Linked DNA regions of Homo sapiens: region 2 is linked to region 1. A link is an interaction called in ENCODE POLR2A ChIA-PET data of the cell type or tissue named here. Cell type or tissue: PC-9. All regions are shown on one strand. Each heading gives the region's core, and the rest is flanking DNA. Links, peaks and the distances in the headings are about the cores only. Region 1 overlaps VPS13D (vacuolar protein sorting 13 homolog D). Region 2 holds the start of AADACL4 (arylacetamide deacetylase like 4).

Region 1 (11,238 bases), core at 1,443-9,442:
GCCTATACATTGCCGTATCTCTTGTATTTTTTGTTCAGCTCTTAAAAATACCAAAACAAAACTAGCCTCCTTTCCAATCCATACCACCAACTAATTAAAAAAAAAAAAAAAAAAAACTAACCTGAGATCAACCCAATTTAACTATGTAACAGACGGTGAGTTTTATACCTAACACAACTTTAGTCTGGAGGGAAATGGTCTCACATGAACTTTCTTTCCTGCTGAGGATACGTTAATATCAAGACTTTCACTGCAGTCACCAGTTTGACAGTAAGTAGATGCCACTGAGAAGAAAGGGCATACCTGAGAGAGTTTCAAGGGAATGGTCTCCAGCTGAATATCACAATCAATACGGGGACTGTGCCGAGACCGCAGGGGCTTCTTGGAGCAGTTTCTCTTCAAAAGAGCAGATGCAAACACAGGCTCCAGGACGTAGTGATGGCTGCGACTCTCCATGCTCCTGGCCATGGCCTCCTGTGTGTCACAAGAACACCTGCTCTGCTCCGAATGGCTTTCCTTCTGGTAGTCACTCTTTTACAATGTTGGGGTTTTATGACAAACAGTGGAGCTCAGCCATAGGCTGTGTCACAGCGGCAAATATTTTTGTCTGTTTTGTTTTTATTCATTTTTATTCTTTTTATATAGGGACAGGATCTCACTATATTGCCCTGTCTGGTCTTGAACCCCAAGGCTCAAGTGATCCTCCCACCTCCCAAAGTGCTGAGATTACAGGCATGAGTCACTGTGCCTGGCCAACAGCAAATGTTTTTAGGATCAAGTTACATGTTGGTATGTTATCTAATCAATAGTGTATTATATCAAAATCCAAAAACACTATAAAACTGGGTTATAAAACTCTCTAGTATTTTTAATTTATTATTATTTATATTTCTTTTTTCTTTCTTTTTTTTTTTTTTTGAGACGAGTCTTGCTCTGTTGCCAGGCTGGAGTGCAGTGATGCAATCTCGGCTCACTGCAACCTCCGACTCCCCGGTTTAAGCAATTTTCCTACTTCTGCCTCTCGAGTAGCTGGGATTATAGGCATGCACCCCCATGCCCAGCTAATTTTTTTATTTTTAGTACAGATGGGGTTTCACCATGTTGGCCAGGATGGTCTCGATCTCCTGACCTTGTGATCCGCCCACCTCAGTCTCCCAAGTGCTGGGATTACAGGCGTGAGCCACCACGCCCAACCTTTATATTTCTTAATAGGTAATACACTCACATCGTTTAAAATTTTAAAGGAAAAAAAAAAGGTCAAATATCTCTTTCCTAGTCTCATCCCCCAGCCACCCACTTACCTCCTCAGAGGCAACCAACGACATCAGCTTCTTATGTCTCCCACCCAAGCCATTCTGTACATATGCAGATAAACCTGTAATTTTCTGTTTTCTTAAATAAATGCTATATATGCTGTTTTTACCTTAGTTTGTTTAACTTCATACTATATGTTAGAGACTGTTACATACTCATCATAAAGATCTTTACCTTTATTATTTATAGCTGCATATTGTTTTACTGTATGGATACAGGTTTATGTAATCGAATTAAAACAAAAACCTGCCGGGCATGGTGACTCACGCCTGTAATCCCAGCACTTTGTGAAGCCGAGGCAGGTGTATCACCTGAGGTCAGGAGTTCAAGACCAGCCTGGCCAACATGGCGAAACCTCGTCTCTACTAAAAATACAAAAATTAGCTGGGCGTGGTGGCATGCACCTGTAATCCCAGCTACTCAGGAGGCTGAGGCAGGAGAATCACTTGAACCCGGGAGGTGGAGGTTGCAGTGAGCCAAGATCGTGCCACTGCACTCCAGCCCGGGCAACCGAGCGAGATGCCGTCTCAAAAAAAAAAAAAGAAGAAAGCCATCATGTACAATAGTATCCAAGTGAAAGATAACCCTGGGTGGAGGAAAAAAATGAGTTATTTTCCCCCGTTTCACTTAAACCACCTACAAATTATTTACAGAAGGATTAAACTGGCCGGGTGTGGTAGCTCACACCTGTAATCCCAGCACTTTCGGAGGCCAAGGCGGGTGGATCACTTGAGGTCAGGAGTTCGAGACCAGCCGGCCTGGCCAATATGGCGAAACCCCATCTCTACTAAAAATACAAACATTAGCTGGGCATGTTGGTGGGCACCAGTAAACCCAGCTATTTGGGAGGCTGAGGCAGGAGAATTGCTTCCATCTGGGAGGCAAAGATCTCAGTGAGCCAAGATTACGCCACTGCACTCCAGCCTGGGTGACAGAGCGAGACTCCATCTCAAAAAAAAAAAAAAAAAAAAAAAAAAAAGATTGAGATTTTTTTAATCCTTCACAAACAATAATATATCTGATGATTTATGACTTTTTAAATATCACTTAAGGGAATGCCACCAAAGGTGAAGTTTAAACATAAATGTGGTAAGAAAGTTCCTCTTTAAGATTCAGTCCTGGTGCTCTGTTCATTTAAAATCTGGATGCCTAGGCCGGGTGTGGGGGCTCATGCCTATAATCCCAGCACTTTGGGAGGCCAAAGCAGGAGGATTGCTTGAGCACAAGAGTTTGAGACCAGCATGGACAACAGAGTGAGACCCCATCTCTACAAAAATAAATAAATAAATGATGGAAAACATCTCGATGTGTAAGTATGTTACGTGAACATGCAAACGGTGGAATACTATGCAGTGGTCAGAGCAATGAATTGGAAGTACAAACAGCAACATCTTAAAAACATAGCTTTCACTGAATAAAATAAACCAAAGAAAACTATAGTCTAGTATAAATTTAAAACATACATAAAACAAAGCACTATATATTGTTCGAAGTCACATACATAGCAAGTACCTCAAGCAAACACACTTGAGAGTGAATGGCTTTAGAGGAACAGTGGGTGGGAACTGGAATCAGAGAGGCAAGAGACAAAAGCCCCCGTGGCAGTGACCCTACGCCGCTTCCCTTCCATGCTGTCTTGCAACAAATCTCCCTGCCGAAATCGTACCTGTAACTCCATCTGAGGCAAATCCCCCAGTAAAGTGCAATCGACATCCCAATAGATGCTAAATTCTGCTACGTCTAATTGCTTTTTCCGCATTAGTTTCTGTACCTGAGGTAAAAAAGACAAAGAAGAAAATAGGATGACTGTCTTTATTCGTGAATGTCATTCATTCAACAAACCATTTGTAAAGAATCATGTGTCAGGTACTTTGCAAGGTGCTGTGGACATATAACTCAATTAAAACATGCTTCTGCTCTTACAGAGTTCAAAATCTAGCTAACTGGCGATACAAACAGGCAAATACATAATTTTAATGACACAGAGGGAAGCAGAAGAAGAATCTATACGATGCTATGAGCAAACAAGAAAACGTCACTGTGCAAATGAGTGTCGAAAGATATATAAGTTTCAGGCAAATGGTCGGGTAGGAGGAAAGGGCTGGGTCAACCATACAGTCCTCCCTCAGTATCAGCAGGGAGTTGGTTCCAGGAACCTCAAAGATACAAAAATCTGCAAATGCTCAAGTCTCTTAAAAAGGCATAGTATTTGCGTATAACCTACCCATATATCCTCCCTGTACACTTTAAATCATCTCTAGATTACTTATAATAACTAATACAACATAAATGCTATGTAAATCATTGTTATACAGAATTTTTTTTTTTTTTTTTGAGATGGAGTTTCGATCTTGTTGCCCAGGCTGGAGTACAACGGCACGATCTCGGCTCACCGCAACCCCCACCTCCCAGGTTCAAGTGATTCTCCTGCCTCAGCCTCCCGAATAGCTGGGATTACAGGCATGCATCACCATGCCCGGCTAACTTTGTATTTTTAGTAGAGACAGGGTTTTTCCATGTTGGCCAGGCTGGTCTTGAACTCCTGACCTCAGGTGATCCACCCGTCTCGGCCTCCCAAAGTGCTGGGATTACAGGCATGAGCCACCACGCCCAGTCCTGAATTTTTTTTTATATTATTTTTTGTTGTTATATTTTTCTTTTTATTGTTTGTTTTTTAGGGGGAGGGGGAATATTTTCTTCTCTTGTTTTTTTTTTTTTTTGGAGACAGAATCTCACTCTGTCACCCAGGCTGGAGTGCAGTGGCATGATCTCAGCTCACTGCAACCTTCACTTCCCAGGTTCAAGCGATTCTCCTGCCTCAGCCTCCCAAGTAGCTGGGACTACAGGTATATGCCACCATGCCTGGCTAATTTTTTTATTTTTAATAGAGATGGGGTTTCATCATGTTTCCCAGACTGGTCTTGAACTCCTGAACTCAGGCGATCTGCCCGCCTCGGCCTCCCAAAGTGCTGGGATTACAGGCGTGAGCCACTGCACCCAGCCAGTGGGGGAGTATTTTCCGATCCTCTGTTGGTGGAATCCATGGATATGGAACCTGAGGATATGGAAGGGTGACCGTACAAAAGGCCTGATATCTTCAGGGAACAGTGAGTCTGTCTGTACAACTGGAACACTGGATGTGTGCGGTGGGGGCAGTATTGGTACATGTGGATGAATACATATTTGGGATGAGGAGTTAGCTAAGAGTTGAGAAAAGTAGCTTGGAATGTTACTAGATACACTAGGTTGAATAGTGTCTTCCCTTCCCAAAACAAAGTCATAACCACACAGAAGCGTGTATGTAACCTTATTCGAAAATTAGGTCTTTGCAGATGTAATCAAATTAAGAGGTCATACTGGTTTAGTGGAGGCCCTAATCTAACGAGTATTGTCCTTACAAGAAGAAAAAGGACACAAGGAGAAGGCCACATGAAGACGGAGGCAGAGGCTGCGTGAAGCACCTGCAAGCTGAGCAATCTCAATGACCGTCAGCAGCCACTAGACAAGGAGAGACGCATGGGACGGTTTCTCCCTCAGAGCCTCCAGAAGGGACTGATCAGCCACAACCCCTTGACTTCAGACCTCTCGTCTAGAGAATAAATTTATGTTGCTTTAAGCCATCTGGTTTGTGGCAATGTGTTAGGGCTGCCCTGGTTATCAAATCCATTAGGAAAGGAAGTTTATGCCATGCTAAGGTGTTTGGACTTCAGGCCTTAGGTGATGCGGAGCTGCTGAACGTTTTGATGCAGGCAGATACCACAATCAGGTATGTTTCAGAAAAAGAAGTCTGGTGACAGTGTAAAGTAGGGCTTTCCCTTCAGTGTGCCAGGAAAAAAAAAGTTATGAGTGTCTCAAGTATGAGCCAGTGTATGGGATCAAGTTACATCTTAGAAACGTGGTTACTCTCAGCTGGCCGCTTCCAGCCCCAAGCAGCCACAGCCATTTGCCCCGGTGTACTGTACAAATACTATCTTTTTACTGTGTGGGTCCTGACATGGAAAACACTGGAAAGCATTGGTATAGGACAAATGGAAAGATCCTGGAGATCACAGAACAGGGAATTTCATTAGTCCAGGTAAAACCTGACAGCATCCTGCAAGGTGACGGTCATATGAGGATGGACAGGAAGAGCTATGTTTGAGATGCTTTGTCAGAAAAAGTAGCACGACACTGTGAATAACTAGATATGGAAACTGAAGCATAAGAAGTGAAAGGAGGAGCACACAGCTTCTAGAGATCAGTGTGGCAGGCAGGAGCACAGGGTGAGGAGCAGGGATGGCACGCTCTTCCATAAAGGGCCACAGAGTCAACAGCTTAGGCTCTGCAGGCCATGCAGTCTCTGCTGCAACTACACTACTCCACCGTGGACAACACTAATGAGCATGGCAGAGTCAACAGCTTAGGCTCTGCAGGCCATGCAGTCTCTGCTGCAACTACACTACTCCACCGTGGACAACACTAATGAGCATGGCAGAGTCAACAGCTTAGGCTCTGCAGGCCATGCAGTCTCTGCTGCAACTACACTACTCCACCGTGGACAACACTAATGAGCATGGCAGAGTCAACAGCTTAGGCTCTGCAGGCCATGCAGTCTCTGCTGCAACTACACTACTCCACCGTGGACAACACTAATGAGCATGGCTGGGATCTAATAAACCTTTATTTACAAAAACAGATGGGGAACCAGACTCGGCCACCGGCCAGTGTGCCAAGCCCTAACTTAGAGCTGGTCCACCCAGGTTCAAGACCTGGCTCCACTTTTCACTCCGCCTCTCGTGCCGTAGTGTCCTCAGTAGGGTTATTAGGATAACAGCAGTGGTGAAAATCAAGGAGAATTAAATGAGTTAAATCATGGAAAGTGCTAAGAACAGTGCCTGCCATATAAAAGGGCTCAAAACTGTTATTGTTGGTTTTTACATTCAGTAACGTTAGGGAATAAAGAAAAATACGTCATTTAGGGGACAAAATGGGCAGATGGAATACACAGGATCATTCTAGTTATGACAAGCTGTGGCATACATGAAATATATTTGGTCTTTTTCCCTGGTTCCTGGCACAGAATTCCTAAAACCCTTGGAAGTTCCTGACAGGAGTGTCATTGTTGTTCATAAAAAGCCTCATGATCACACCCCAGTATATGCTAATTAAGTGACTTTTGTTGGGGTCCCTAGACAGGCTCAAGATGGGGCTCATCACAGAAAGATCAAGTAATTAGAGGGTTGGGCCTTTCAGCACCACTCACTGACCTCTGGGTGATGGGGCTGGAGATTAAGCTGCATAAAAACTTTGAACCATGAGATCTGCTGAGCTTCCAGGTTGCTGAACACTGGAGGGGGGTGTGGCCCTCTTTATCTAGATATTCACCTGTATCCTCATAACACCGTTTATTATAAACCAGCAAATGTAAGTAAAGTGTTTCCCTGAGTTCTGTGAGCCATCCTAGCAAATTACCAAACCTGAGGAGGGGAACTGTGGGAACTCCAACTTCTAGTCAGAAGCACCGGTCACAACCTGGGCCTTGTGACTGGCATCTGAAGTGGGAGGCGGTCCTATGGGACTAAGCCCTTACCCAGCGGGGTCTGCAGTAACCCATTAGTGTCAGAATTGACTTGAACTATAGGACACTGAGTTGATATGTGGAGAACTGCTTGGCGTGTGGGGGAAAATCCTCACACGTCTGGTGTCAAAAGTGTTGTTTTTTGTGTAGAGTGTGAAGAAACAGAGTGTGTTTTGAGACAAGCAGTAGTTTTAAGAAAACCACGAATATGAAGGTCAAAGGGTGGAGAATGGAGTTCAAGATGTGGAAGCCATCATCAAATATTCCCAGGTGGTAGCTACAACTATGAAACACAGTGAGTTTACCCAGGGAGTGTACATAACACGAGAAAAAAATCAAAAATAAAATCCTTTCTGCCCCTCAGTTTCTTCATGTATAAAATGAAAGTGATATAACCAAAGGTCAGAGAAAATTACCTGTTTCCCTATTTCAGCAAATTTGATTTGTTGCAAATACACAAGAGACACCCATGCCTATCACAGAAGGCAATGGAAAAGAATGTGATTCATTTACATAACACAAAATGGCAAAAGGCAGAGCCCCAGATTCCTAGAGCATGGCTTTCTTCCTGCTTTGTCATCACATTTCATACTCACAGGCTCATTCACAGCATTTTGCATGGACACATTCTTAATGCAGATGCCAAAAGCAAAAGGATGGGAGGGATTGGTGACACCATCTTCAAAGCGTAAATGGACATCTTGAATTTTTAACTGCAAAGAGAAAAAAGAAAAAGCAGCTGATGCACCTGCAGAATAGTGTTCCAAAGAAAAGAAAAAAGAAAAAGCATTTAGATAACTGCTGTAGGTGAAATACTATAGTTAGGGGTCAAACTGCCCTTGAGCCACTAAAGGAAACCACACCAGGCACTTTATACAAACACAACACACACATATCCAGTGTCCTATAAGTTCCTAAGGGAGTTATAATAACTCTCTTGTTATGTTATGTTATAATATGTTATATTATGTTATGTTATATTATGTTATCATAACTCTCTTGAATGTTACTTTGTGATTAGTTTTACCAAAAGAGCTCCAATACTTTCATTAAATCATTTCAGAAGACACCTTAAAAAAAAGCAATTAAAGAAAGCAAAGCCATTGTATACAGACAATTGTTCCTCTTGCTCTGTTGATATCTTCATCTTGCCTCTATGTCCCCACATCTGGACCAAGGAAACCAGCAAGGCACATAAACTATGTATGTATATATGTATTTCCCCTAGCCCCTCCCTGTAAGTGGGCTACAGGAAAGGCACTCTGCTTCAATGAATTAAAAAATAATAACAGGTTGAGCACAGTGATTCATGCCTATAATCCCAGCACTCTGGGAAGCTGAGGCAGGAATATTACTTGAACCCAAGAGTTAGAGACCAGCCTAGGCAACATAGCAAGACCTCACTTCTACTAAAAATTTTTTTTAAATAGCCAGGTATGGTGGCACGAGCCTGCAGTCTCAGCTACTCAGGAGGCTGAGGCAGGAGGATTGTTTGAGCCCATGAGATGGAGGCTGCAGTAAGGTATGATGGTGCCACTGCACTCCAGCCTAGGCAACGGAGTGAGATTATGTCTTAATAATAACAATAATAATAATAATAATAATAATAACAGAAAGTAAAAAGACAATCCACAGAATGGGAGAAAGTACTTGCAAATCTGATAAGAATCTGGTATTCAGAATATATAGAGAGCTCTTATAACTCAACAATAAAAAGATAAACTGATTTGTAAAATAGGCAAAGGATGGCCAGGCACGGTGGATCATGCCTGTAATCCCAGCACTTTGGGAGGCCGAGGCAGTCGGATCACCTGAGGTCAGGAGTTAGAGACCAGACTGGCCAACATGGTGAAACCCCGTCTCTATTAAAAACACAAAAAATTAGCGGGGCGTGGTGGCAGGCACCTGTAGTCTCAGCTACTTGGGAGGCTGAGGCAGGAGAATGGCATGAACCCGGGAGGCGGAGTTTGCAGTGAGCCGGGATCACGCCACTGCACTGCACTCCAGCCTGGGCAACAGAGCAACACTGTCTCAAAAAAAAAAAAAAAATACAAAAATACAAAACTTAGCCAGGCATGATAGCGCAGGCCTGTAATCCCAGCTACTCGTGAGGCTGAGCCAGGAGAATCGCTTGAATCCGGGAGGCGGAGGTTGCAGTGAGCCGAGATCACGCCACCACATTCCAGCCTGAGCAACAGAGGGAGACTCCGTCTCAAAAAAAAAAAAAAAAAATTGTGGCAAAGGATTCAAATAGACATTTCTCCAAAAAAAAGATACACAAGTGGCCAGTAAATACACGGAAAAATATTCAGTATCCTTCGCCATTAAGAAAATGCAAATCGAAATCATAGCAAGATCATCATTTCACACCCACTAGTACACAATGAATAATAAATGTTTGCTTTTTGTTTTTGTTTTTTTTGGGTTTTTTTTGGGTTTTTTTTAATTTTTTTCTTTCTGTCCTGAATGGTGTTAGAGAGAATGCTATCTCACCATTTCTGCAGGCTTTTTTTTTTTTTGAGATGGAGTCTCGCTTTGTCGCCCAGGCTGGAGTGCAATGGTGTGATCTTGGCTCACTGCAACCTCCGTCTCCCGGGTTCAAGCGACTTTCCTGCCTCAGCCTCCCCACCAAGTAGCTGGGACGACACGCACATGCCACCATGTCTAGCTAATTTTGTATTTTTAGCAGAGACGGGGTTTCACCAGGCTGGTCTCGATCTCCTGACCTCAAGCAATCCGCCTGCCTTGGCCTCCCAAAGTGCTGGGATTACAGGCGTGCCCAGCCCCATAATCAATAATAAATGTTGATGAGGATATGGAGAAACAAAATGCTCATACATTGCTGGTGATATCGTAAAATAGTGCAGCCTCTTTGGAAAACAGTTTGGTAGTTCCTCAAAAAGTAAACAGAGTTACCCCATAATTCCTCAATTCTACTCCAAGATATCTATTTGAGACAACTGAAAACATGTTCACCCAAAACCCTATACACAAATGTTTACAGCAATATTATTCGTAATAGCAAAAAGGAGAACCAACCCAAATGTCCAGCAACTCATGAATGAATAAACAAAATGTCGTATGTCCTGAGAAACGCAAGGACTCTCAGCAAGAACATTCCATTCCAAAGAGACTTGACCAAACTTTAATATGGCTTCTGGCAGCCCGAGGCCATGTCCCTGGGGACAACACAGTCCTCTACTGAGTTCTTGCCTGGTAAAGCTCAGGACTATCAAAAGAACGTACCCTTTATTCCAGACAACACCTGACACAGGCCCCTGACCTTCCTTTCTTATAGCACGTTTACTGAAAAGGGTTTATAGGTTTGCAGAGCAATTCAACTGTGACATTTCTCTGAGAGATGTATATGTACAGGTCACGTATCCCTTATCTGAAAGGCTTGGGACAAGAAGTGTTCCGGATTTCATTTTTGGGGGGGATTTTGAAATATTTGCATTATACTTAACTGGCTGAGTATCCCAAATCCAAAAATCCAAACTCCAAAATGCTCCAATGAGCATTTCCTTTGAGTATCATGTGGGCACTCAAAAAGTTTCAAACTTTGGAGGATTTCAGATTTTCAGATTTGGGATACTCGACCTGTATCTCCTACAGCTCAGGAGTGTCTTTCTTAAGGACCTGAAAGCCACTCCTTTGAAATGTAATCATCAGGAAGGGTAAGGCTCAATCTCCCAGTCTGAGGGAGGATAGAATCCTAACTTTGATCACTGCCAGCGGACACAGTTAGCCTAATGACATTCACAGCGACCAACGCCTTGTAATTTTTCACTTGAGTACCCACTCACTCCACCTCCCTGCACCCTCAAGCTCTCTTTAAAAGGCCCAGCTACCTCCACACAAGTCAGCCTGGAGCTCAGCTCTTTCCTCTACTGTCAGTAGTTACAGAGTAAAATCTGTTTTCATTGCTCTGAGGTCCAGCTTTGTTTAATCTTTGACAATCCATACAATGGAATATATGATTCAGTCATAAAAAGGAATAAAGTGCTGACACATGCTACTACACAGATGACCCTTGAAAACATTATGTCAAGTGAAAATGGCCAGGCTATATATTACATGATTCCATTTAGATGAAATGTCTACAATAGGCAAATCTAGAAAGAAAGTAGATTAGTGATTGACAGGGGCTGAAGGCAGAGGGGAATTGGCAATGACTACTTTTTTAAATTATTATTTTTTTTTTAAGATACAGGGTTTTGGTCTGTTGCCCAGAATGGGGTGCAGGGGCACTATTATAGCTCACTACAGCCTTGCAGCCCAACTCCTCGGCTCAAGTCATCCTCTTGCCCCAGCCTCCCAAGTAGCTGGGATTACAGGTACATGCCACGAAGCCCAGCTTTGGCAGT
Region 2 (12,681 bases), core at 1,839-9,838, 390 kb before region 1:
ATTTGCCCTTTAAAAGAAAAGCAGTCCGGCTGCGGTGGCTCATGCCTGCAATCCCAGCACTTTGGGAGGCCGAGGCAGGCGGATCACAAGGTCAGGAGATCAAGACCATCCTGGCTAACATGGTGAAACCCCATCTCTACTAAAAATACAAAAAATTAGCCAGGCGTGGTGGCACGCACCTGTAGTCCCAGCTACTCGGGAGGCTGAGGCAGGAGAATCGCTTGAACCTGGGAGGCAGAGGTTGCAGTGCAGTGAGCTGAGATTGCACAACTGCACTCCAGCCTGGGTGACAGAGCAAGACTCCATCTCAAAAACAAAAACAGAAAAGCGATAGTGGCTGGGCACAGTGGCTCATGTCTGTAATCCTAACAGTTTGGGAGGCCAAGGCAGGCGGATCTCTTGAGCCCAGGAGTTCAAGACCAGCCTAGGCAACATGGCAAAACCTGGTCTCTACAAAAAATACAAAAAAGTTATCTGGGCATGGTGGCAGGCGCCTATAGTCTTAGCTACTCAGGACGCTGAAGTGGGAGGATCACCTGAGCCCAGGAGGTCGAGGCTGCAGTAAGCCATGATTGTGCCACTGCACTTCAGCCTACATGGTAAGAGACTGAGACTGTCTCAAAAAAAAAAAAAGAAAGAAAGAAAGAAAAAGAAAAGCAATAGTGTTTGTTATATTACTGTTTATATATTTTAGTAAGGCTGAAATCATTCATAGCAACTTTTAAATCTATAATAATTTCAAGAAATGCTACATCTTTGCCTTCAGGGACTTGATAAGCATACTATGAATAATTGACTTTTATCGAGACTTTCTAAGCACCCAGCACTGGTGCTGTGCATTTTCAGTGCTTTTCTCATTTAATCCCCATGTCACCCTATAAAAAGCCTCCCCAGGGCCGTGCACAGTGGTTCATGCCTGTAATCCTAGCACTTTGGGAGGCCAAGGCAGGAGGATTGCTTGAATCCAGGAGTTTAAGATCAGCCTTGGCAACGTAGCAAGACCCCATCTGTACAAAATATCAAAAAATTAGCCAGGCGTGATGTGAAGGTGCACGCCTGTGGTCCGAGCTACATGGGAGGCTGAGGTGGGAGGATCACTTGAACCCAGGAGGTGGAGGCTGCAGTGAGCCGTGTTCACGCCACTGCACTCCTGCCTGGGTGACAGAGTGAGACCCTGTCTCAGAAAAAAAAAAAAAAAAAAATCCTCACTTTTCAGAGAAGAAAATAAAGGCACAAAAACATGAGTCCACAAAACGAGTAAGTGAGGGCTTCAGGGCTCAGAGGGTGGTCTGATACCGAAACAAAGCTCTTGATTTCCTGGCCATAGACTCTTTTTAGCTTTTTCCTTGTCCTCCCTAAACTTCTTGTTCCTGTGTTGTCTATCTGTCCTCTGGAACCGAATGAACATTCACTACTGTATGTCCTCATCCTCATCATCATCACCCCATGATGGGCAGTGTGCCCTGGGAGGCCCCAGTGCCGGAGGGATCGAGAGAGGACGCCACAAGCTGAATCCACCCTTTCAGCGGCTGCAGACCCATCTCAGAGTCCCCTGTGAACAGCCCATAGCAGCTGTCATCAGTAGATGTTTAGCTTGTGGGCTACTTTTGAGGAGAAACACTGACAGAAAAATCTCCATTTCTCTGGGCCACCTGAACATCTTAGGCCCTCGTTTTAAATCCTGGGGCTCTAACCCAACTAGTAACTCCATGTGGATTGCAGCCACTGGCTTGAGACTGCCTAATTCCAGGCTGATTGCATTCTCCAAATGAGAGGACACGAGTACTTTCTACATCCTTGTCCTGTCTCCTTGCGTCAGTGGCATTGATGCCACTGCACACTGAACTTGTCGGTGTCTCTAAAAGTGATCTTTTAGAAAATGTTTTTGTAACCCATGGGGAACACTTCCAGCAGCACAGAGATGTATTTTACGAATTCACTAAACATCTCTAGACATATTAACCCTCCCAGATGAGGAAACTGAGACACAGAGAGGTTAAGTAAATGGTGCAGGACCGCACAGCGAGTGAGTGACAGAGCTGGGACACACACTCAGGCAGTCCGGCTGCTGTCTCTGTTCCTTATTCCTAAGCCCTGCTGTCAGTTAAGCGTGGCCTCCTCATCCTCCTCCACAGCTGCCCTGGAATCAGTAGGAGCTGTTTGGCTTCTATAAGGTCTCCACCTAGGGTTGGGACATTGGGGTTAACTCAGGTTGCCTGCCACAAACAAGATGTCACACCACTGTTTCCAAATCCACTGCAACTCTGGGTGCATGCTGGTCCACCCCAAACCCCCAATCCCCAAGCCCTGCTCAGAGCCTGGCTGGCACGGCCACTCAGAAATGCTGGGTAAATTCATGTATACCAACAAAAGTAAGCACCTACCAGATACCAGGCTCTGTGAGTGGGACTGGGCTTACAGAGATGAATAAGGAAAAAAACACCTGTGAAGCTAGGTGCAGTGGCTCACACCTGCAATCCCTACACTTTGGGAGGCCAAGGCGGGCAGATTGCTTGAGCCCAGGAGTTCTAGACCAGCCTGGGCAACATAGCGAAACCCTGTCTCTACCAAAAGTACAAAAATTAGCCGGGCATGGTGGTGCGCACCTGTAGTCCCAGCTACTTGGGAGGCTGAGATGGAAAGGATCGCTTGAGCCCAGGAGGTTGAGGCTGCACTGAGCCATGATTGCACCACTGCACTCCAGCCTGGGCAACAGAGCAAGACCCCGTCTCAAAAAAGTAAAATAAAATAGAAACAACCTATAGGTAAGTCAGTGCACTGAGGGTGAAAGTGTGCGCGGCTGAAGGAGGGGCAGGGGCTGTCAGGCCACAAGCCCGGGGAAGGCAGGAACTGGGTCTGAAATTGTTTTTGAATTCTCAGAAAAGAGCCCAGTGATTGGCACTCGGTAAATGTTTGATGCTAAAGGAAGAAAGGAAGGGAGTTAGAGAGAGCAGGAGAGAGGAAGGAAGAACGGAACAAAAGGAGGGAAGGAAGGAAGGTAGGAAGGAAACAAGGAAGGAAGGGAGGGAGGGAGGGAGGGAGGGAGGAGGGAAGGAAGAAAGGAGATAGGGAGGAAGGAAGAAGGGAAAGAAGAAAGGAAGGAGGGAGGGAAGGAAGGAGATAGGAAGAGAGAGAATGAAGGAAGGAGGGAAGGAGGAAGGAAGGAGGGAGGGAGAGAAAGAAAGAAGGAAAAAGGAAGGAAAGGAGCGGAGAAGGAGGGAAGGAAGGAAGGGAGGGAGGGAATGAAGGAGATAGGGAGGAAGGGAGAGAATGAGGGAAGGAGGAAGGAGAGGGAAGGAGGGAAGGAAAGAAGGAAAAAAGAAAGGAAAGGAGGGAGAGAAGGAGGGAAGGAAGGGAGGGAGAGAGGAAGAAAGGCAGGCAGGCTATGGGAAGGGGGAAGGAACGGAGGGAGGGAAGAGAGAGGCAAACAGAATAGCAGATACAGAAGAGACAAGTCTATCTTGAGGGAGTCCGAAGAGAGAGAGACAGAAGGGAAGTGAAAGAGGGAAAAGAGGGTAAGGTACTGAGAACAAGAGAAGAAGCCCCCAGGTTACGACGTGGCCTGAGAGTAAACTCACCAAAGTGACCAGGTAGAGGAATATGCAATGCAGGAATCTCAACTTGGCAGGATGCTGCAAGGTAGCAGGGATATCCGTGGTGAGGAAGTGCTCAAAGACAGCCCAGACAAAGACCCCCAGGAAAAAGATGGGCAATGCCAAGAGTAGCACTAGCCAGGGGACAGCCATGTTCCTGGGGCCTTGAGGAGCTGCTGCCCTGAGGAGCTTGTCTGATAGCTTATGTGAAGAGGACCTGGCTGGGTTACACCCTCCGCCTCCTCCACCTCACTCTCTCTGGGCTAAGCCTGACACCTGACACAGTGGCCTGACACAGCTTCTCAGGGTAAGCACAAAAAGGCCAATGGGAGGTGGAGGAACCTATTTCCCTAAGCAATGTGGGGACCCAGAAAAATCAATACTGCTCATCATGGGGAGTCTTGGAAGGTGAGCTTCCCAAAGATTTCAGGAAGATCAGGCTCAGATGGGCACCTCGGCTCCTGGGAACCCTAGAAAGAGATCTCATATGGGTTATATAGGCCTCCAGGGCCTGATCTTTCAACTGTAAGATAAGAGACTTCGCCAGCTTTCCTTGTCAGAGTGTGGTTAGGGTGAGCACAGCACGTCTCACCCCAGCTCCCTAGCTAGCTTCCCTAACCCCAGTTTTGTTTTGTTTTTTGAAACAAGGTCTCACTCTGTCACCGCCTATGTACCCTCTGGGCCTCTGGCCAGATCAGGGCAAAGACTGGCGTGTTTTCTGGTAGTCATAATCTTCTGGGGTCCTGGGACGGGAGACAGGAATGCCATTGCAGGCAAAACTGGGCTTTATCCAGCCTCATATTCCGCCTCTAAAAATGGTGCCAAGGGCTGGTTTGGGGACAATTTTTATCCACGTTACTTTCTTCTAAGAGAGAAAGAAATGATTGGAACCATTTCAGGAAATAGGCTTTGAGCCTGAAAATTTTAGAAATTTTAATTTGGGCCGAGCACGGTGGTAATCCCACCTGTAATCTCAGCACTTTGGGAGGCTGAGCTGGGAGGATCACTTGAGGCCAGGAGTTCAAGACCAGCCTGGCCAACAGGGTGAAACCCCCTCTCTACCAAAACTACAAAAATTAGCCGGGCATGGTGGCACATGCCTGTAATCCCAGCTACTCGGGAGGCTGAAGCTGGAGAATCGCTTGAACCTGGGAGCTGGAGGTTGCAGTGAGCCGAGATCGCACTACTGCACTCCAGCCTGGGCAACAGAACGAGACTCTGTCTCAAAAAAAAAAAAAAAAAAAAAAAAAAGGGAGAATATAGAAACTATACATATAAGAAAATACCACTACCCTTAGGGCTTAAATAGAGCACCCAAGAAAGACCCCGTTTCCACCCATAGGGATGAGACCCAGCTCTTGTTGGAAAGGGCATAGTGTGAATTTGCTGAACTGGCAAAGAAGTTGCTCAACTGCTACACCAGGGGGACTCACTGGTGTCTTCCTCTTGACACACACACTCAACAAATTTGCTGAAAATCTGCTCCCTTGGGTGCTAGGGAAAGCCATTTATTCACAGGGAGGTGTTTTACTGGAGGCACTCTGAAGTGAAACCACCCAAGGGGACTGGAAGGGAAAGTTATTAACCTCCGAGTGCTGCAGGAGCTTGGAACTAGAAGGCAGACCCCCTTTTTCATTCCTATTATTTATGTTTTAGGTTTTTGGTTTTTTGTTTGTTTGTTTGGTTTGTTTCAGAAAACAAAAGTTATAGAAGAGGCTTTACCCCAGTGAGTATATGCATGGCAGATTTTTGTGTTTTTACGTCATTGTATCTTTGTAAGAGTTTACTTAGGTTTCTCTTAGAGGGTTATAAGATTCACTATTCTGGCTAGGTGTAATTATCTTTTGTCGTTGTTGTTTGTTTGTTTGTTTTTTGTTTTTTTTTTTGAGATGGAGTCTCGCTCTGTCACCCAGGCTGGAGTGCAGTGGTGTGATCTCAGCTCACTGCAAGCTCCGCCTCCCAGGTTCACGCCATTCTCCTGCCTCAGCCTCCGGAGTAACTGGGACTACAGGCGCCCCCCACCACGCCCGGCTAATTTTTTTGTATTTTTAGTAGAGACGGGGTTTCACCACGTCAGCCAGGATGGTCTCGATCTCCAGACCTCGTGATCCACCCATCTCAGCCTCCCAAAGTGCTGGGATTACAGGTGTGAGCCACCATGCCCGGCCAGGTGTAATTATCTTTTTAAAACTCATGACAAATAATGTAATTTTTGGTTTCTTAAGCATGTTTATGGATACCCCTGAAGATAGCACACACGGGAGGAGCTTGGCCTGGAAAAGCAGATAGCGCAATTACTGCCCCCAGAGCATTTTTGAAAACAGTAGGACAATTAGCCTGCAGTTAGTGGAGGCTAATAGTTGGGTGTGAGACCAACAGAGGCACAGAGCTTAACAGAGAGATCAGGGAAGGAGAAAGTCAAGACAGCCCTGTGGAAAACACTGCATTCTTAGGGTGACTGTACACAGGACCAAGGCTGCACCACCTGAGGTGTGATATTAGAAGCTGCACACTGCAAAGGAAATAGACTTTACTGAAATAGCTTATCCACATCATTAAACAAATAAAGAAGGTCAGAACACAGGGGCTCGTGCCTGTAATCCCAGCACTTTGGGAGGCTAAAGCAGTGAATCATTTGAGCTCAGGAGTTCAACACCAGCCTGGGCAACATGGTGAAACCCCATTTCTATGAAAATAAAAATTAAAAAAATAGTGCATCTGGCACAGTGGCTCAGGCCTGTAATCCCAGCACTTTGAGAGGCCAAGGCGGGCAAGGTCAGGAGATCAAGACCATCCTGGCTAACATGGTGCAACCCCGTCTCTACTAAAAATACAAAATATTAGCCAGGCGTGGTGGTGGGCACCTGTAGTCCCAGCTACTCGGGAGGCTGAGGCAGGAGAATGGTATGAACCCAGGAGGCAGAGCTTGCAGTGAGCTGAGATTGCGCCACGGCACTCCAGCCTGGGTGACAGAGCGAGACTCCATCTTAAAAAAAAAAAAAAAAAACATAGTGCATGCTTGTAGTCCCAGCTACTTGAGTGGCTGAAGTGGGAGGATCACTTGAGCAGGGGAGGTCAAGGCTGCAGTGAGCTATGATCACACCATGGCACTCCAGCCTGGGCAACAGAGTGAGACCCTGTCTCAAAAAAGAAAACAAACAAATAAATAAGTAAACAACATAAGCGATAAGCTCAGGGAGAACTGGGGGGAGGGATTAGTATCCAGAGTTGCTACAATGTAGTATCCAAAATCTCTAATCTTCCACAAAAAATGAGACATGCAAAGAAACAGAAAAGTATAACCTATACAAAGAAAAAACATCAGTGACAGAAGTTGCCTTTGAGAGGGCCCAGATGTCAGAGTTAACAAAGCCTTTAAAGCAGCTATTATAAATATGTTCAAAGAACTAAAGAAAATAATGTTTAATGAAGTAAAAGAAGAATATAATGACAATGTTTCATCAAATAGAAAACACCAGTAAAGAAATAGCAATGATTTTTTTAAAGGGCAAACTGAAATTATGGGATTGGAAGGTATAACAACAAAAATGAAATATTCACTTTGGGGGCCCAACAGTAGATTTCAGCTGGAAGAAAGAATCAACAGACCTGAGAGTATAGCAATAGAAATGATGCAATCAGAAAGACAAAGAAAATTAATGAGGAAAAATAAACAGCATTTCAGGGAAAAGTGGGGCACCATTAGGTGCAGCAATGTACATATAATGGGAGTACCAGAAGGAGAAAAGTGAGAAAAAGGAACATAAAAATATTCCAAGAAATAACGACTGAAAGCTTCCTAAATCTGTTGAAAAATGTTATTCTATATATCCAAGAAGCTAAATGAACTCTGCCAGAAATAATCAGTTCCTCTTCAAACTTCCTTGTTCCTTTTAGCGACTAGCATCCTTTCACATTGCTAGAAAGGATAAATTCTTGTTCTCCAAACAAGCCTTTCCATCCTTGCCGTGCCTAAACATGCCCAAACATGCCTTAATGGACAATCCCCCACTCCCCTCCTTTCTTTACAAGTTATGTGTTTAAGAGTTTCAGTTTACCATATTTGGAAAAGTTTTACCACCTACCCCTTCTTCCCCATCTACCCTATTTGGAAAAATTTCAAGTTTTAGCCAATCAGGTTAGCTTAAATTGTGCAGTCCAACTCCAGCCAATGTGGAAAAGACACAGAAACAGAAGCTGTGTTAGGGATAAAAACCCTTGTCTCCTTTGTTCCTTGCGCACTTGCGATCATGACTGATGCAGGCAGCACCCTTCTGCAGAAGTAAATTTGCCTTGCCGAGAAATCTTTTGTTTGAGTGCTCGTTTTCTTTGCAGCTCCAAGCTCTTATTTCCAACAAACTCCAACTATGATCAATGCAAAGAGATGGCATCACTGGTAAATTATTCCAAACACTTAAAGAAGAATTCATTCCAATTCTTCACAAACTCTTCTTAAAAACAGAAGAGAAGGGAACACTTCTCGATGGCTATAATAAAAAAGACAGATAATAACAAGTATTGTCAAGGATGTGGAGAAACTGGAACTCACATTCCTTGTGAAAATGTAAAATGCTGCAGCCACTTTGGAAAGATTTTAGCAGTTCCTCAAAATTTATTGAACATAGAATTATCATATGACCTAGCAAGTCCACTTTAGGTATATACACAAGAGAATTGAAAACATGTGTCTACACAAAACCCTATCTATAAATGGTCAGAGCAACATTATTTATAATACCCCAAAAGTGGAGACAATCCAAATGTCCATCAACCGGTGAACAGGTAAACAATGTGGTATATATATTGTATCAGGGTTCTCCAGAAAGATCAAACCAATAGGACATAGAGAGAGAGCTATAAGCGGGGATTTATTAGGGGAATTGGCTTACACAGTTATGGAGGCTGAGAAGTCCCACAACAGGTCAACTGCAAGCTGGAAACCCTGGGATGCTGGTAGCGTGGATCAGTCCAAGTCCAAAGGCCTCAGAACCAGGGAAGCTGATGGTGTAATTCTCTATCCAAGGCCAAATGCCTGAGAACTCAGGGGGCACGGGGTACCACTGGTGCAAGTCCTAGAGTTAAAAAGCCAGAGAGCCTGGAGTTGCTGTCCAAGTATAAGAGAGGAAGAGTACATTCAAGCTCCAGCAGATACATGAACACATTAGGCTTTTCTTTGTTTTGATTCTCTCTGGACCCCCAGCAGATTAGATGGTGGCCGCCCACCTTGAGGGCAGATCTTACCCACCTAGTTCACTCAGATTCACATGCTAATCAATGGAAACCCCCTCATAGAGACACCCAAAAATGATGCTTGACCAGGTTTCTAGGTATTCCTTAACCCAGTCGAGTTGATAGCTAGCACTAACTATCACATCTATGCAACAAAATATTATTCAGTAGGCCAAGCACTCATGCCTGTAATCCCAGCACTTTGGGAGGCCAAGGAAGGAGGATCACTTGAACCCAGAAGTTTGAGACCAGCCTGGGCAATAGAGTGAGACCCCATTTCCAAGAAAAAAAAATGTTTAAAATCAGTGGGGCATGGTGGCACACGCCTGTAGTTCCAGCTACTCGGGAGGCTGAGGTGCAAGGATCACTTGAGCCCGGGAGGTTGAGGCTGCAGTGAGCTGTGATCACACCACTGCATGACAGCCTGGGGTGACAGAGAGAGATCCTGTCTCAAAAAAAAAAAAAAGAAAAGAAAAGAAAGACAGAGAGAAGGAAGGAAGGAAGGAAGGGAGAAAGAAGAAAGAAAAAGAGAAAGAAGAAAGAGAGAAAGAAAGAGAGAGAAGAAAGAAAGAAAGAAAGAAGAAAGAAAGAAAGAAAGAAAGAAAGAAAGAAAGAAAGAAAGAAAGAAAGAAAGAAAGAAAGGAAAAGAAGGAAAATTCTAATGAGCTTTAGGTTCTAATCTCCCAAACCCTTCCCTTCTCATGACCTCCACTCCATGTGGCTTGGATGAGGGATTTTAGACCTCAGGGATCTGTGAGGACAGCAATGGGGGTATGTGGTATTATCCTGATATTTCCAAAAGCCCAGAAGAGGTAAGGATGCACGAGCTATTTGGCACATCTGGTGGGGTTGCTTGTGGCTAGCACTCTAGGTACTCGAGGCAGTAATTCAACTAATAAATAGTTGCCATTTACTGAGGACTCCTTGTGTGCCAAGCAGTGTCCTACCAACAGCCCTCTGAGGTAAGCACATGGAGATGAAACTCACACTCTACAAGATTGCCTCACTTTCCCAAGATCATTCCCAAAGGGAAAGAGGTTTCTAGCAAGTGTGTGAGGCTGTGTGTTAATTTCATACAGGTTCCCATATTCCAATGTAACAATAACGGCAACAAAAATAACTAAGTCCAACATTGGTTAAGTGTCTGCAATGGCCCAGGCACAGCTGTGAAGTGCCTTACCTGTAGGAATTTGTTCAATGTCTGCAACACCCTAGAGGAAGGTACTGGCGTGATCCCTACTTCACAGATGAGGATACCAAGCCCCAGAATGCCAGACTCACTCGCCCACATTCATAGAGCCAGAGGTAGAAGGGCTCAGCCCAGAGCCCAAGCACTGCCCTGTCTCCTCTCAGGTCTGTTAAAGCAAACTAAATATGGCCTGAGAAGGACTCCATACTTCCATATTTGAGTCCCCGTAGACATACTGTAACCAGCTTAATAGTTAGACAAGATTGAAAACCTAACATAGAAGTATGCGCTTGTAACAATAACTGAGTCTTGGCCAATCCCAGCGGCCAAACTTCAACCACTCAGAGCCTGCCAAGTGTTCAAACTGTGTTCAAATAAGGCAAAGGCCATCCTGTTTCGGTACCTCGCTGCCAATTTCTGTACCTCTCTTCCCTTTTTTTTGTCTGTAAATCTTCTACCACGTGGCCAGATTGGTGGCTCATGCCTGTAATCCTGGCACTTTGGGAGGCCGAGGCAGGATTGTTTGAGCCTAGGAGTTCGAGACCAGCCTAGGCAACAGAGTGAGACCCCATCTCAAAAAAAAAAAAAAAAAAAATTAGTTGATGAGCTTTTTTATCACTTGAGGTCAGGAGTTTGAGACCAGCCTGGCCAATATGGTGAAACCTTGTCTCTTCTAAAAATACAAAAATTAGCTGGATGTGGTGGCACGCACCTGTAGTCTCAGCAACTCGGGAGGCTGAGGCAGGAGAATCATTTGAACCTGGGAGGTGGAGATTGCAGTGAACAGTGATGGCACCATTGCACTCCAGTCTGGGTGTCACAGGGAGTCTCCATCTCAAAAAAAAAAAAAAAAGAAATCTTCTTCCACCACGTGGCTCCACTGGAGTCTCTGTGAATCTCCCATGATTCTGGGGGCTGCCTTATTCATGAATCATTCATTTCTCAATTAAACTCCTTTAAATTTAATTTGGCTGAAGTTTTTCTTTTATCAGGTCTGACAGATGGATGGATGGACAGACAGACTTGAACTTATGGAGGCTGTGCCTTTCTGGAATTAAAAACTGGAGACACAGAAAGTACAACTGAGGGGGGTGGGGGGTTGAACCAATGTTCCAAAACAGAGTCCAGAGAGGAAAAACAAGGTGTTCTGGGTGGCAGATCAACCTCCCTGTACCCAGCACACAGCCGGCTCACCGCATAATTACCCTTTTGTCACTTACAGCAAAAAAAGTCCATCCTGCTATGTCCACAACCTTGGAAGGGGCAGGAGGGAGAAAGAGTGACAGCCAACATTTCTCAGCAGTTGTCTGTGTTTGGCATCCCCAGGAAGCCCCAAGCTATCTGGGGAAGATGGGGTGAGGCCGGTCCCCCACCAGAACACCCATGGCCTCACCAAGCTGTGGAAATCCCCACCCTCAGTGCCCTCTCCCCACCCCATCCCATTCCCTAGGCCACAGGCAGTGCCCTATGCTGTAAATCAGCCCAGCTAACCCAGACCTGGGAGCAGATCCCTTGGGAGCCCTCCCTGCTAGCCAAGAATTCCAAGAATTCAAGGGGGAAGCCCTTGAGAAAACAGGCCATATGACCTGATATTTGGGCCAAAGCAGCATTTCCATCCCAGGCCTGGGAGGACTCACACCAGGAGGATGGGTTTGTCTTCCTGTGGGAGAAACCCAGGCACGCAGGGGCAAGGGCCAAGGTACTCATCTACCTCCCCCCAGCCTCCCGAAGCGTTAGCTGGTAAACCGCTGAGCAATGTTCAGCCAGAGGACTTTCCTGGGGTGTAAGCTTCCCTTGGGAGGCAGGGTGGGGGCCAGCGGTGAAGAGGCAGTTTCCTTTCAGGCAGAAACTTGGTTGGGTTTCAAATTCAAAGGAATGACCTTGGTCAGGAGCCTGACATCTATTTCATGACCATGTGGCATTTTCCAGCACTGGTCTAAGCGTCAGTAAACACGAAGGGGTAGTGGCGTAATGGACACTGTACCCATTTTACAGCAGGAAACCAAGGTAGGAAGAAGTGAAGTGACTTGCCCACGGGCACACAGCAAGTGGGTGGCAGAACTGGACTCTAAACCAGGGAGCCCACCCCAGGGGCTGTGTCTGGCCACCGTGAGATTCGCCTTCCCTCTAACTAACAGGGTTAAAAATGACATCACGGGGCCGGGTGTGGTGGCTCACGCCTGTAATCCCAGCACTTTGGGAGACCAAGGCAGGCGGATCACAAGGTCAAGAGATCGAGATTATCCTGGCCAACATGGTGAAATCCCGTCTCTACTAAAAATACAAAAATTAGCCGGGTGTGGTGGCACACGCCTGTAGTCCCAGCTACTCAGGAGGCTGAGGCAGGAGAATCACTTGAACCCAGGAGGCGGAGGTTGCAGTGAGCCAAGATCGCACCACTGCACTCCAGCCTGGGGACAGAGCAAGACTCCGTCAAAAAAAAAAAAAAAAAAAAGACGTAATAGAGGTGGAGTCATCCGCACCATTTCCCATAAGACAGCCTTGACAACCCGTGACTAGCCGAGGTCCTGTCTTAGCTGTGACAAGCCAGACCTTGAGGCTGGGTTTTCTAATGTCCCCTTGTGCCCCTGCAGGAGGATAGAACTAGTGTGTGGGGCTCACTGCCCGGCAAGGGGCACTTAGGGGGTGCCAAGCCTCCCTCTGAGAGCT

Evidence for each region. ChIA-PET counts read pairs that join two places held together with the same protein. Peaks named below come from ENCODE experiments on the same cell type or tissue, not always from the same donor. Only the 100,000 strongest peaks of a DNase experiment are listed, where the experiment ranks them.
Region 2: POLR2A ChIA-PET joins it to region 1 with 20 read pairs; 3 of 35 experiments call an interaction of 5 or more read pairs at or near these places.

What each region holds. Positions count from the first base shown.
Region 1 is chr1:12,245,569-12,256,806 of GRCh38, reverse strand. It overlaps VPS13D (vacuolar protein sorting 13 homolog D), which reads right to left. Exons shown (of 70, transcript NM_015378.4): 6 at 7,468-7,584; 7 at 2,981-3,085; 8 at 304-474. Among named protein-coding and RNA genes, the nearest start is that of VPS13D, 21 kb to the right of the region's middle. RefSeq lists an enhancer at 6,348-7,339. In PC-9, for the core only: no CTCF peak of the experiment used is centred there; no DNase peak of the experiment used is centred there.
Region 2 is chr1:12,635,612-12,648,292 of GRCh38, reverse strand. It overlaps AADACL4 (arylacetamide deacetylase like 4), which reads right to left and starts at 4,208. Exons shown (of 4, transcript NM_001013630.2): 1 at 3,579-4,208. The coding sequence starts at 3,746. In PC-9, for the core only: no CTCF peak of the experiment used is centred there; no DNase peak of the experiment used is centred there.